Regions from separate parts of the Mus musculus genome. Here region 2 is linked to region 1. A link is a contact called in ENCODE Hi-C or POLR2A ChIA-PET data. All regions are on one chromosome and are shown on one strand. The core of a region is the stretch at or near the end of the contact, and the rest is flanking DNA. Distances in the headings are between cores, read along the strand shown. Region 1 has its middle 37 kb from the start of 9530068E07Rik. Region 2 overlaps Fstl4 (follistatin-like 4).

Region 1 (7,443 bases), core at 2,792-5,291:
TCACTGAGAGCCCCTTCAGCCATACTGAGCTCCCAGCCCTCACTGTGACTCCCTGGCTCCTTGTCCTGACTGGCTTCTTAGAGGTCACTGAAGAGGGAGGGCATGACTGCTGTGTGTGTGTGGGGGGGGGGTCTCGGGGAACCAGCATCTAGGGTCAGACCTGTGCTCCTGCACACAGGTTCCCCACCACTGACTGAGCCCCAAGAAGTGGGCACACCTCAGTCCTGGGAGCCTGAGTCCTGCCTGTTTCCTTTTCACTGTTTCCACACTCTGGTCTCAGCAACCTTCTTCTGAAACTGTGGTCACAGTAATTGTAATCATCATTACCACCACCATCTCCTCCTCTCCCTCCTCCTCCTCCTCCTCCTCCTCCTCTTCCTCTTCCTCCTCTTCCTCCTCCTCCTTGTTCTTTCTTCTTTTTTGATGCAGAAGCTCCTGTAGTCCAGGCTGACCTGGAACTCCCTGTGTAGAAGATGTCCTTGTACTCCTGATCTTCCTGTCTCTACCTCCTCCAGTCTCTACCTTTTAAGCACTATGCCACCACACCCAGTTTATGTGGTACTTGGGATTGGACTCAGGGCTTCCTGCATGCTGGGCAGTCACTTTACCAACTGAACTACATCCCCAGTCACAAAGAAGCTTTCTTTGGTGAACCCAGTGGCATCCTTTGCCCACCTAGAATAACCCCTGTCTCCTTTCACTGGCTCCTCTTTCCATCCTTCAAGTCCCAACTTCATCTCTGCAGATGGGACTTAGCTGCTCTCCTGGGAGGAGCTTAGGATCCCACCATGCACTGCCAACCCTCCATTTCACTCTAGTATCTCTGGTTCTGAAGTCAGTATAGCTCCATAGGAATTCAGTGAGTCTAATGTCCCACATCTTTATAAGCTCCCCAGAGATTGCTGTCCCGTGTCCCCAGCACGGAACACAGCTTGGCACACAGTAGGTGTGCAACGAGTGAGGGAAGAAAATCTAACAAAGCATACCCTTTCCTAGAACCAGAAACACACATCCTACAACTGCAACCCTTTCCCACCTTCTAGAAACATCTGGCAACTGGATCCAGCCGAAGGCAGAGAGAAGCCAGCTGAGAGACTGTGCCATGGTGCACTGAGGTCAGAGCTGCGATGCTTGGAGCTCTGGTCTTTCCCAGGCAGGAGTAGGAAGGCAGAAGGACGGTGGCAGTGCCACACTTTCATCTCATCAGCTGCCCAAGTGGGCTGCAGGCATCAGAAGATAGTCCCAGGTTACTATAGTGGAGGGGTGAGACCTCCCCACTTAAGGGCAGTGTGGTCCTTTCAGGTTCTAGGAGGGATGCTGGAGGCCCTAACTGGTGTCAGGAGATACATCCCTGGAAAGGGATGCATTTGCCTGAGCATCCCTGAGCCTTTCTTAAGGAGTCCAGGTTTTGCGTTAAAGTAATAACTACGCAATTCAGGTCGCAACCAGAGTGCTAGAACATTGGCTCCCAGGGGACACGCTACCGAGCCCGAGGGGACGGGTGTGTCTACCTGGGGTCACTAAGAGTGCCATAGGCTTCCAGGGCTAGGATGCCTGTGTGTGGGAGCCCAGGGCTGGGTGAGAAGGAGAAAAAAGGAGGAGATTAGGGTGGGAGATAGGAGGAGGGAGAGCAGGCAGGGAGAAGGAAGGGAACGGAAGGAGGAAGAGAGAGACACCTTGGTCTTGGGGACAGGTCTCTCTTAGAAGAACCCTTGAGACACAGGGCTCGACACAGCTCGGCCTGGCAGCCACTGGCAGGGAGCCCTCTGGCGTGAGCACCATGCTGACAATCACCTCTCTGAGTGCAGACTGTGGGCCTGATTCCAAGTGGGAGGGGTGGTTTAATGTTAAAAGCAGCAATTTGTTAAGTGCTAGCATTGAAAGCATGGGTGGGATTTATAGTCCCATCTGTGGCAAGCCTTTGTTCTAAGAGGCTTAACAAAGTGGCAGTGGTCCAGGCCTCTTGGCCAAAGGTCCCACTGAGAGGGGCTTTGTGCTGGTCGGTTTATGTCAACTGAACACAAACTACCCGGGGAGAAGGATCCTTAATTGAAGATTTGTCTTCATCAGATTGGCCAGAGGGCATGTCTGTGAGGCATTTTCTCGATGAGTGATTAATGTCGGAGGGTCCAGTCCATTTTGCCTCCCCTGGGTTGTGCTAAGAAAGCAGGCTGAGCAAGCCTCAGGGGGAGCAAGCCAGTAAGCAGCATCCCTCCATGGTCTCTGTCCAGTTCCTGCCTCCAGGTTCCTGCCTTGAGTTCCTGCCCTGGCTTTCTTAGATAATGGACTGAACGTATAAGCTAAGCTAAACAGAACCCTTTTCTCCTCCAGTTGCTTTGCTCACGGTGCCCAGGACAGCAGTAGAAAGGCACACTGTGCCAGCCTCTCTCAAGGACACAGCCCTGAACGGTTTCTGGGTTCTCTGGCTCCAGCCTAGTTGCACACACCTGCACTTGCTGGGTGTGTCAGCTCACTGGTGCTGTGCAGGTCCTCCAGCCCCTCAGCCCATCCCTGCACGGGGCACCCGGGTAATATTGGTTAGGAAACAATGACCAGAAAACTTCCACACCTGATCAATACCAGTTGCACTTACTTCTTCCTGGATATTTTCTACCTTCTGTTGGTCGAAATCTCCAAATGCAAAACCAATGAGAGAGCTGACTGTATCCGCCGTAGATGTCTCGCCGATTGCCTTTTCTGTCACGGCCACGGAACATTCCACTGCTTCAATCTGTTTGTATGTAACCATTTCTCTACTTTAGGTCGTTTGGGTTTTTTCCAGTTTTCTTCCCTGTTAGGAGTAATGTTGCAGAAAATATCTGTGTATATCAATCTTTATACACATGTCTCTCTGTCTCTCTGTCCCTGTGTATCTTTGTGTCTGTCTGTCTGTCTGTCTCTGTATACACTATGTGCGTGAGTGTGTGCACATGGATGCTATGGTCATCTATGATCATTCTGAAGCATACTGACAAGTTAGTCTGGCTGCCCCTCAAGCCTGAAAGCCTCCTGCCTCCACCTCCCCAAGGGCTTGGATTGTAACTGTGTGCTGTGTACCTGGCTTTTAAAATGTGTGTTCTGGGGTTTTAAAGCCCACATTCTCTTGACCCAGTCACCCAAAGCTAGAGTCAGACACCTATCTACAGTTCTACAGTTCCCTCCCATTCAGTGGGATGCTGAACACATTACCTATAGCTCTCATCCAAATCTGCTCACAGCCCCTGTCAGGTGACACCATTCCTGCCCATGGATGGAACAGGGGCGAACACACAGAGGCTAATTAATTGCTTAAGATTTTGGAGTCTACAAATGTCAATGCTGGAACTTAGAAACAAAATAAACAAACAGCCCAGCACAGTGTGAGATAAACAAGGCCATCTGGAGTGGGCTGACTCTATGTCTTGGGTGGGAGGGTGGGGCTTTGTTCCCATAGCTCACTCTTTCTTTTTGGACTTCTTCATACACGCCATCTTTTGGGTGGGTGTTCTGAACGCTTCCAATTCAGGACTGTTGCACCTAACACTTCCTCTGCGTGTGTTTAGCTCCTGTCCACCTCCACCTGCTACATCTGCAGTGGTGAGAAGAGAAATTCAAAATGTCATTGGAACCAGGGACAGAGCATCTTCTGGAGGAGGGGCTTGCTGTGACTCACAGCTGGGCTTTAAGCCACTGGAATGTTTCTCCTGGCAAGAGATTGCTGTAGCATCGGAACGTTTTGAGCCGCAGGCCTTGCTCGAGTAGCCCCAGAAAAGAGCCTGTGTCATGTGGTCTACTTTGGAGGGTTCTTGTCCCAGTTAGGGTTTCTATTATGTAGTGAAACACCATCACCATGCCCAAAAAAAAAAAAAAAAAAAAAAAAAAAAAAAAAAAAGAAATGAAAAGAAAACAAATCTTGGGGAAGAAAGGGTTTATTTGGCTTACACTTCCACATCACTGGTCATCATCAAAGGACATCAGGCAGGAACTCAAATAGGGCAGGGACCTAGAGGCAGGAGCTGATGGAGAGGCCATGGGGGTGTGTGTACTGCTAACTGGCTTGCTCCCCATGGCTTGCTCAGCCTGCTTTCTTACAGAACCGGGAACATCCAGCCCAGGGATGGCCCCACCCACAAGGGGCTGGCCCCTTCCATCAAATCACTAATTAAGAAAATGCCCTACAGGCTTACCTATGTGGAAATCTTACGAAGGCATTTTCTCAACTGAGGCTCCCTCTTTGATGGCTCTAGCTTGTGTCTAGCCAGCATAGTTCTCATTGTCTCCCAGAGGAGCAGAGATGCCATGAGGAGTCTGGCATGTGGGAGGGTCAAATCCTGTCACCACAGTAATTTGGCTCTTGGCAGTTCCAGCAGCTGGTGAAGTTTCTGTCCATCTTTCCAGATGTTCTCCCTCCTGCTAAAGCTGAGAGATCGATGAAGGAGGGGCAGAGTGAACTGCAATGCTGAGAAGCGTCTCAGGGTAAGAGGTGCTGTGAGTTGGTGATGTCACTGTGAAAGAGAAAGGCCCAATTCCTAATGCTTTAGACTGTGACCTTGTTAGAGATAGGGTCTTGGCTACTGCAGTTCATTAAAACAAAGTGGGGCTGGATGAGGGTCAACCTGCATCAGTGACCACGTCATGGGAAGGTCATGGCAAATGGGGGTAGCTGGGAGTTGTAGTTTGAATGTGAAATGTCCCCCATATGTTTAAATACTTGGTCCCCAGTTGGTGGTGCTGTCCTGAAAGGTTGTGGAACCTTCAGCAGGTGGAGGAAGAGAGTCACTGGGGGTGGACCTTGGCGTTTTATAAACTGGACTCAATTCTTGTTTACTCCTTGCCTCCTGATGGAAGAGATTATTACTACTACGCCCATGAAAGACTGTGGGCTAAAATAAACCCTTCCTCCCATAGGTTGTTTCTTGGTAGGTGTTTATTTGGTTACAGCAATGAGAATAGTAGCTAATGCAGGAGTGTCTGAGCTGAGGGTTGCTGGTTGTACCAGTAGCTAGGTGGCAGGGGAGGATGGCTGGCCATATTGGAAGCGAGGTGTCAGAGGAAGATGGTCCTTACTGGAAGCTGGGTGGTGAGTGACAACGGACTCCATCTGGGATTTTATTGGCATCTTGACTTGGGACTTAGCATCCAGATTCCAGTTGATTAAAGCCTCCTAGTTTCTGGGCACTAATACAGGGTAAGTGGTGCTTGGCCCGAGCTGAGACACCAGACTCCCATCCTTGGAGGATGGGGATGCGGTCTCAGGGATGAAGGAAGTGTTAGAGTTTTCTACCCAAAACTTAGAGTGCAAAATAACGATTGAATGCCTGACTCTAAGTAGGCAGGCACCCCAGGCAGTCTTGCTGGGTGGTCCTCCAGTTCTTCATATCTGTAGCTTGCATAGGTCCCCGGGCTCAGCTGGAATTTGAGGGTCTTTGTATGTCCAAACCTGAGAATATAAAGTGACTTTCATTAAATTACCTTAAAAAGATCTTTACTGGAATTTCAAGTCCATCGATTGGTACGAGGGTCTCTATATCACTCTCTGCTAGTCCTTGTATTTCTATTTTAATCAGAAAGCAAAATTAATCTGAGAGCTGTTGAGTCTGGGAATCCCCAGTTCCCACACCCTTGGCTTTCTCCTTCCCTCCTGAAGTGAATTTGAAGCCACGAACTGTGGGCAAAGGGGAGCGAGCCTCCGTTATTTGTGATCCCGGGCTGGGTCATGGTGATCCGGAGCTGTCACCAGCATGGCCTCCTCTGGTGTAGGACATAGTTGATGGGGACCTTGTCCTTCCTCAAGCTACAGTGCAAGTGACCTGCCTATGACTCAAAGCTGTTGTGTTCCCTCTTCTCATCTGTCATTCAAACATCCCTCACTCCTCTCTGGAGTGGAGACCTTGGTGTTGACATCCATGTGTTTACTTGTGTGTGTGTGCTCAGAATGTCTTTGGATCATAAGCTCCAGGAGGACAGAAGTTCTGTCCCTTATATCCACAACATAGCCCCTCCCCCCAGACATGCCTAGGTCAGGGTGAGAGGCACAAAATACTGATCAAATCAATAAGCCAGAAAAAAAAAAAAAAGGTTGTTGCTTTAAGGAGACACAGGCTGACGGTGTGGAGGAAGACAGTGAAGCTTTTTTTTCACTTGAAAGAAAAAATAATCCAGCCGTACGTGGGGGCTCACAGCATTTGGGAGAGTGAGGCTGGATCATCGAGAGTTAGAGGCTGCAGAAGCGGGCTCTTTTTAAAAATCCAAAACTATTTAATTTTTTGTTAGCATATTTATTTGTGTGTGTGAGAGAGAGTTTGTGAGTGTGTGTGAGTGTATGTGAGTGAGTGTGTGTGAATTTGTGAGTGTGTGCGAGTGTGTGTGTGAGTTTGTGAGTGTGTGTGCACACACATCCGTGGCACAGTACATATATGGTGGTCAAGAACACCTTGCCGGAGTTGGTTCTTTCCGATCCAGTGCATTTGGGAATCGAACTCAGATCTTTAGTCTTGGTGGCAAGCTCCCATACCTGCTGAGCCATCTTACTGATCTCCACTGACTTCCTTGTGTCCTTTATTGTCTTTTAATTTAAGATCTTCAAAGCCAGCCTCCCCCTCTTTATCCTGGTATTAACCTTCCCACAGTGGATAACTTGGATGTCATGGTTTCTTCCTTTCAGCAAAAGCCCCATGTCGGTCACCATTCCCAGCCCATGATATTAAGGAGGGGAGGACCTGGTTGGAAACCAGAGAGTAACAGCATGAGCTCCGGCCATAGTCTGTCTGGACTCCGGTTCTTCATGGTTTTGGGAAGGCTGTTTGGGACTGTTAATCATCACTGTCAGCCTGACTGGAGTTTGAATCACCTTTGGAAACACTCTTTTGGCTTCTTCTCTGAGTATTTCTAGAAAGGTTTAGACGAAGAGGGAAGACACCCTGAATGTCACTGGCACCTTCTCCAGAGCTTGGATCATGATCTGAATAAAAAGAACCGGTTGAGCTGGGCTCCAGCGTTCATCCCTGTTTCCTTCACGAGGGCACAGTGTGACTGGCTGCCTCCCATCCTTGTTGCTGTGCTTCTCTCCAGGAACTGCACTCAGACAGAGTAGACCTTTCCTTCCTTAAGCTGCTTTTGCCAGGTGTCTTGTTACAAACAGAAACCATGAGTAAATTACTAATACAGCCCCACACGGGAGGTAGAGACAGGCGGGATCGCAGTGAGTTTGAGGCCAGGCTGGTCTGCATAGAGCGTTCCAGGCTAGTCAGGGTTACATAGTGAGACCCTATCATAAGCAAACTAATCCACCCACCCACAAAACACAGCTCCCTAGGCGACAGGTGCTGAGGGAGCACGCTGAGGAGGGAGCTGACTCCTGTAGCCATGGAACTTCTCCAGGAGCCCATTGGAGCAGCGGCAGATCTTTAGGTTCCCGCCCACGTTCCCGCCCACAGCTCCCAAGGCCTGACTGCTTTACCTTCT
Region 2 (7,443 bases), core at 3,045-5,544, 460 kb after region 1:
GTGTGTCTCCTGTGTGCCTGGTTATGATAGACCTCCTGGGATTCAAGCTGACTCTTGGTGTGGGAGGGGATCTGGTACCTATGTGTTTTTAAAATGTGCCCTTCAGAGAATTGCCTCATTGGCTGACTTAAAACTGAGCCCTTATTAGCCATCAGGTGTCTGTGATACACCTGTTCCATTTTTCTCCTGTTTTGAAGGTTTTGAATCTTTACAATTGTGTGTGTGTGTGTGTGTGTGTGTGTGTGTGTGTGTGTGTGTGTGTGTGTGTGTGTGTGTTATGTAGCGGGCAGGAGCATGCTGGGGTGCATTTGTGGAGGTCAGGGAACTACTTGTAAGAGTCAGTTCTCTCCTCTGCTATGGGGCTCCCAGGGATCAAACTCAGGTCATCAAGCTGGGTCCAAAATCAGGCAGTACCTGAATGATGATGAGCTGAATAAGGGGCTAGGGTGAGGCCTGTTATAATGCAGCCCACTTCCTGCTTCAGACAGGAAGACGATCATCTCTGTGCTCCAAATCAACAGCAATGGAAAGTTTGCTGCTACTTTTTGTTTTCTTAACATTGTAAAATGTGTAACAAGTTGCTCACTTTCCCTCCTGGGCCTCCCCTCCCATCCCCCCAGCCACCTTCATTCTCTAGCTGCACCTGTGCCTTTCTGTCGGCCCCGCCCCCCTCCTGTCTCTCCCCTCCCCCAGCAGGCGCTTGTAGCTAGGACTCCAGACATCCTCACTGCACTCACTACTTTCTGCCTGCCCTCTCTTTTCATCTTCCCCGGGAATGGGGTCCCCACTTTGAGTGATGGCTGTGTTTCATCTGCAACTGACTAAAATTACGTGGCAGTCAGAGGCTCCCTTTTATCTCCTCCCTGTCTAGATGTCAAGCAAATCCCAAAGTTAAAACACAGGTTTTTATGAAGCAAACAGAAGTCTTGTTGGAATCTGTAGTCTTGAGGACAGCTGGAGGGCCTCCCACTGTTGGGCCCACTTGCTCTCTCCCTTTGGGGAATTTAATTATGCTGAGTTATCCTCTCACCTACAATCATCCACTCCTTCCAGAAAGGTTAGAGAATAGCATTAGTCACTAGGAAATTTTGTTCTTGGAAATGTTTGGTTCTTCTATCATCAGCTTGTATATTCTCAGAGGGTAATGTGTCAATCACATTTAAAAAACAAAAAACAAAAAAACGAAAAACAAAACCAACCAAACAAACAAAAAAACCACGGCTGTTTTGTAAAAGAGCTTGAGAACCCAAGCTTGGAAAATGCACTCCTTCATTACTGTGTGGTTTTCCGTGCTGAACTCCTTACCCCAGAGGGCACGACAGCCCCAGAGGTGGAAAGCTGAGGTCTTGTTGCCACGAAGGACAAACTCTAGTCACATCTGCTGCAGTGTTACAGGCCACACTCTGTGCTGTGGGGCATTGTGTAAAGGATGAGGAAGGGTTGGGTTGGGTTGGTTTTGGAGACAGACCTGAACCTGTCACCTTGTTCCCATCACTCTCTCTTCAGAGCCCAGGCACATGCTATGCCCAAGACCAGGGCTCAGTACACTTGAGTCTCCATCTTAGCAATGAGGGTTAATGGTCCTGGAACCTGAGACATGCTGACCACTGTGAAACTTGTCTTTACAAAGTGAGGGCTGGGTTGCCCTTTCAGGGGCCCTGGGAGGGACAGATGGGCTAATGGGAACAAAAGCAAGAAGACTGCAGAGACAGGGGTAGGAAATGATGGAGGAATAAGACCTCTACTAATGATGATTGAGACTCAGAATAGAATTCCAGACAATCTCCTTGTCCTCCTGCCCACCCCCTCACTGTCTGTCTCTGAGAAGAGCAAGAGAGTATTCAGGGGAGCAGTTTGCCTTCCACCTGCAAAGCTTCAGACTGGCCCCGGGAGAACTGAGGACACAGAAATCCACTCACCTCTGCGGGGCAGCCATAAGGAGATGCTCCACAGAGGACTCTCTCAGTATACATTGGTTGGCAGAATAAATGAAGATCAAAATCTGAGATGGCAGGGTGTGGGTCTCCTCTCACAGAATCCTCTCATCCAGCTAAAAATGTATGTAGCAGGAGGGAGGTGAGGGGGTGGGGTGTAGCTTTGCTTCCTCAGGGACTTCAAAGGGACTGCAGAGCTGTTCACAGTGGCAAGCCTTGGCAATATGTCAGAGGCTCCAAATCCCCAACACGGGATTAGTCATCTGAGCCTGTGTTCAGCCACAGAAGGAATTTAAAACCGTGTTAAGAGTGTGCTTCACTGAAGCAAATGTAAGTTGTCACTATTACGAACAGCGCATTTTAAACTGAACGGAAACCCTGGGAGGTTGCCTGATTTCTGGGTGGGATTAGGGGAAGCAGCTGGTAACTGCGGCTTATAGGTGCTTTCCCAGACACATAGCCTCACAGCCATGATGATATGCATCTGGCTTTTGCTTGAGTAGCTCAAACAAATAACTATATTATAAGGGTGATTCTCCTTACCTCTCGGGCCCCTTGGACCCAGTAATGTAATTGTAACCAGGAGATGACTGTTCAAATGATGGGATGCCCTGAGAGATTTGCTCCAAGTCACCACCCACTGGGGTTAGAAGAGAGCTGCCTAGAAGATGTCTGTGTGCTTTATAAACAGCCTTGAGGGGGACTGAGGTGTAGATGGTCAGCGGCCTGTGGCTGAGTGGTACACCTAACAGCTGGCATTCTTTCTAATTGATCAGCATTATTATAAGTTTATTAATGGTGGGAATAAGGTGTGTGTGTGTGTGTGTGTGTGTGTGTGTGTGTGTGTATGTGTGTGTGTGAGAGAGAGAGAGAGAGAGAGAGAGAGAGTGAGTGAGTTTTGTTGATTTTAGGTCTTGAGAGATGAGAGATTGCTCAGAGTGTTTGCCATATGAGTATATATAAATTTAAACTCCAGAATCGTAAAACTGTAAAAAAAAAAAAAAAAAAAAAGGCCAGGCACAGTGAGAAGGCAAAACCAGGTAAATCTCTGTGTCTTCCTGGTCAGCCTAGACCCCTAGGTAAGCTCCAAGCCAGTGGAAGACCCTATGTTGAGAGAAAGATCAAAGGCATCTGAGGAATGACTCTCAGCCTTGTCTGTGGCTTCCACACACTCATGCGCATGTGTGTACTTGAACACACAGGAGCACACACATGTAAAAAGAAACCCCTATACTCCCATCTAGATACCCACGTATGATGACTATGGCATTTCCTATAAATAGGGAATGTACACGTGTCAACAGACGTCACTAGAAATCTCTTCCCCTGGGCTCTGTGTTCCCAGGGCTGCCTACCGAGAGGACTCTGGTTCTAACACAGTGAGTGGCACACAGTATTCTCTCACACCTATCTTCAGCAAGAGAGCGTTTAAGGAAGCTTCGGTCCCCTGGACGCCCTCTTCATAGTCCTGCTCACGAAGAACTACAACACTCAGAGGCTGATAAAGGCTGAAGTGAGCATTTTAGAGCCTGTGCATTGAAGTCTCATTTTGAGCAAAATAAATGAAGCTTTTAAGGTTCTCTCCAACTTCCCAGAGTCCTGTTAAGATTCCATCCGTGATTTTATGCTTTCTCTCCACCTACACAGTCTATGCTGGCTGCCTGCCTGCCTGCCTGAGTCCTGGTTTCCTACCAAGGCCTGGCCCACAGGAACTGCTACTTTGACAGAAATGGGGGCATGAGGGGGACACTCACAGCTTCTGCCATCATAGAAGCTCTAGGGGCATGTCACCTAGCGCAGGTGCCCGTGACAGGTCTGGGTTCTGCTGTGACATCAGCAATAGAGCCCAGTAAAGGTAGTAATTGGCGCATCTGGAGAGGACCATGGGAGAAGAGGCTGAAAATGGGGCTTTTGGGGACCTACAGTTAGGCAGGAGGCTGCCGCACATAGCCAGTCTGTGTGTAAGTGGTCTACTCTGCGTTGCTGGAATGTGGTCCCTGGATAGGTTCCTGTGTGGATGCTGCAGCCCAGACATGAGACACCCTGTCTTCTGTGTTTATTCACTATGGATATGTTTGCTTTTCTGCCTCAGAAAGGAGAGAGTTGTTTACAGGCACACTGTCAAAATATTGACTCAGAGTAACCTGTGATTCCAGGACTGAGAAGAGGGAAAATACCTCACTTTCCACGCTGATAAAAGCCTGGGCACCGGGTGTGCCATGGTGCCCACACCCTCAGAGTGCCAGAGCAGCATGCTGAAAGAGCATGGACGCCTTTCCTCAGCAGCCGTGGGCTTCCTTCTCAGTGTTGCAAGAGACAAATGTACAGAAACCAAGCACCAGTCTGCCAAGGGATGTCAGCATCTCATCATCAGAGCTGGTTTCACCCAGATAGACGGCAATAGCATTGATCAAAATCTGTGCTTAGAGTCTCATGAGGTCTAAGGACGCAGATGTAGAAACAGTCCATCTTCCGAAGCTCCCCCTGCCTCTCTGTGTTCTCTGTGCTGGCAAGGTATCCAGAAATGCCTGGAAATGGCTTTGGAGTGTAGGACTCAGTTTTCATTACATCTGTTGGGGACAGTCGTCACGACACTGACACCAGCAGCCAGGCAAGTCACTCCTGTGCTGGACTGGATGTGGAAAGCTTTCAGGGAAGTGAAATTACACATCTGTACAGCCCAGCATTGTAAGAAGACATGATCGTAAGAATTGTCTTAGGCAGAATAATCCAGTGCGGAGGTCTCCCGGGGCAGGCAGAAGCTGTAGAAACCATCACCTGGGAAATCCCTAATTCTCTAGACCTCCAGAGCATGCAAAAATATCTTTCCTATCTCTCTGCGTGCCTCTTGGGTATCCATTTAGTGCAGCATTGATGCCTTGGCCAGCTCTCACTTGCTCATGTAATTCATGACTCCAGTGCAATGTCCAGCTCCGTGGAAACCTCGGAGTAGGAAGCCGGCTTCAGTCATGGCAAGGCCAGGCAGGGATTCTACAGGGAGCTCGGCTGAGAAGGGCTCCCCAGGGATCTCAGCCCTCGTTTCCGAAGCTCAGGATTGGGGCTTCCTGTGGACTTTGAGCCTGCCAAGCAATGGCTCCCTGAAAAGGGTAGGACAGACCAAGGTAACCCACCCCAGCACCAGTTAAACCCAGTTTATATTGCTGGTGTGGTCCCTCATGTCCCCACTCCACCCCATAACAGTTGGCAGGGTGGTTTTCAGGCAAGGCTTATAGCCAGAGCTTTGGAGATATGGGAATCTAAGAATTGAATGGGCAGTCCCCAGATGCCAGGGCATAAGGCTAGTGAGTGGTCTAGAGACTGCGGGAAGCATAAAACCACCTTGCCTTGGATGAGGGCTGGACACCACGGAGCCTGTAGAACTGGAGCCTTGGAAATATTCACTTGTCTGGCACCCTGATCAATACCCCAACTCCAGGGAGAGTCTTTCTGTTCGTTTTAATTTTCCTTGAGAGAGAAACTTGGCATTGGGTTAGGAGCTTTTCTCCAAATCTGCATATTTGGAACTTTTTTTTTTCTCACCCAGATAAGCCTGTAATTCCCATAGCACGCGCAGGAGGACGTGCTCCGTCAGCAGTCTGTGTTCGTTTCCTGCTGCCAGGAGGGTCTTCAGTGAAGCTGACTCATTTCCTCTGGCCTTTAAAAAAAAATCCTAAATCATATGAGGGACTAATGTCAGCAAAGATGAAGATTATAAAACATGAGTTAAAAGCCACAAAGCATGGGTTGGCAATCCCATCAGCTCCCAGTCACAATGGCAGGGCGTCCGCATCTTTCCACTCGTGAGCCCCTTCCATCCAAAGGATTGTAATCTAACTACAGGCATCCAGTGTAAGTCCTAGATGTGAAATTAAACACTGAGGCTGGAGAGATGGCTCAGCACACTGTTCTCACAGACAGCCTCAAGCCAATGCCCAGCACCCACACCACATAACTTAAAACAGCAACTATAGCTCCTGATGATCAGACCCCTTCTTCTGGCATCTCCTGGCCTTGTACTTGTGTACACAAACCCATACACAAATTATATAATTAAAAAATAAAATCTTTAAAATAATGAATCAAACATCTGTTGATAAATATTCTTTCAAAACAATTCTTTGCTGTGCACATAATTTACCACTTATTAAAGAGGAAAGAAAGGTGCATACTAATGAGATAGATGCCCTTGTTTGTCAACCACATTACAGCTCGGAACTATCTTACCTATTGAATGTTGATGGGAAAATATTGTCTTTGTTTTCCATAATTAAACCATTATATTTCCCTAAGAACAGAAGACATTGTACACATAGCAAAAAACACCATAATGTATAACACACAGTAGGTCCAATCTGAGCCCAGATATTTGAGGCAGTATCTATTGGTGGTGTATTACAGGCATGTACAATGCAAGAGTGAGTGTGCGTGTTATGTGTTCAACACCAAGGCTGCGGTGAAGTCACATGGCCCTATACAGGTGAACTCTGCCAGAAACAGCTTAGATTCATTAACATGTTTGATTTTGGATTAATTGTTGGTCATCATGCATTCAGAAACCTTTCTTTGATGATAATTTACAACCCACAATTTAAGAACCTTTTAGAGTGCCTAGAGAGATAGTTCAGTGGTTAAGAGCACTTGCTGTTCTTGCAGAGGACCTGGGTTCAGTTCCCAGTGCCCCTGCTAGGCAGCTCACAGCTACCTAGGACTTCAGCTCTAGGGGTTCTTAACTGCCCTCCAGATTCCCATAGACACCTGCATGAACATGGTGCACATATAGACAAGCTTTTTAAAGACAAGTGTGATGTGATAAAAGGTCTGAATGCTGGTTGCTTCTCTCTCCTTGCATTAGCCATTTTTCTTCTTTGCACATCAGACCTTCATTTGCAAGGTGTCAGTGTTGAACCAGATGGTCCTTGATGGAACCTGAAAATCAACATTTGGTTCTAATAAAGCAAATTGGAGGTCCAATGGGGAAGATTCTCTTGAGGTCCTCTACAACAGAGATGGAGCCATCACACAGCCCCCACAGCATCTGAGATTGGAAAGTCTCAAGCTGCTTATTCTGCCCTGCGTAGTAGCTGTGTGAAGGGCTTGGCTAAGCAGTGTCAGGGTCAGTCTGCATTAAGAAAGTGAGGATGCTCCATCCATAGCTCAGAAAACACTTACAGTGACCCTGTGAAGGAGAGGCTGTTATATTTAAGAAATAAAAGCCCAAAGCTTCAAGGTAGGAATTATACCCAAAGCCATGGAGACAGACTGTAGTACAGTTCACCATGAGGCAGACTGTGCACACGGAGGGACTCCCCACTGCTGCTGCACCTCAACTCCCTCCTCATCACCTGTGAGGAAAGATGGTGACAGCTCAGGTACAGAAGGAAGTGAGTACAAACAAGTTGCAGCCCACATCACATGGACCTGCCCTTCATCTTGAGCACCTGTCCTGGACTCCATACTCCTGGAAGGGGCCCCACGTTCATACAACATACAAGGAGATGGGAGGTCAGGA

The links. Hi-C counts contacts between places; a loop is a spot of excess contacts on that map. ChIA-PET counts read pairs that join two places held with the same protein, here RNA polymerase II (POLR2A).
Region 2: a map of left cerebral cortex shows a loop between it and region 1 (3-fold over the local background). The contact joins two enhancer-like sites. A Hi-C loop is called at or near these places in 3 of 37 maps with a recorded cell type or tissue (heart and left cerebral cortex). POLR2A ChIA-PET finds 5 or more read pairs at or near these places in 1 of 5 experiments (embryonic stem cell).

The regions. Positions count from the first base shown.
Region 1 is chr11:52,429,924-52,437,366 of GRCm38, forward strand. No RefSeq gene overlaps it. Among named protein-coding and RNA genes, the nearest start is that of 9530068E07Rik, 37 kb to the left of the region's middle. Within about 2 kb of position 4,042, at least 1 of the 3 ENCODE cell types and tissues checked has a DNase peak (open chromatin) inside an H3K27ac peak, as active enhancers do; it is left cerebral cortex, where a contact is called at or near this core.
Region 2 is chr11:52,886,132-52,893,574 of GRCm38, forward strand. All of the region lies in intron 3 of Fstl4 (follistatin-like 4), which reads left to right. Among named protein-coding and RNA genes, the nearest start is that of Fstl4, 130 kb to the left of the region's middle. Within about 2 kb of position 4,295, at least 1 of the 3 ENCODE cell types and tissues checked has a DNase peak (open chromatin) inside an H3K27ac peak, as active enhancers do; it is left cerebral cortex, where a contact is called at or near this core.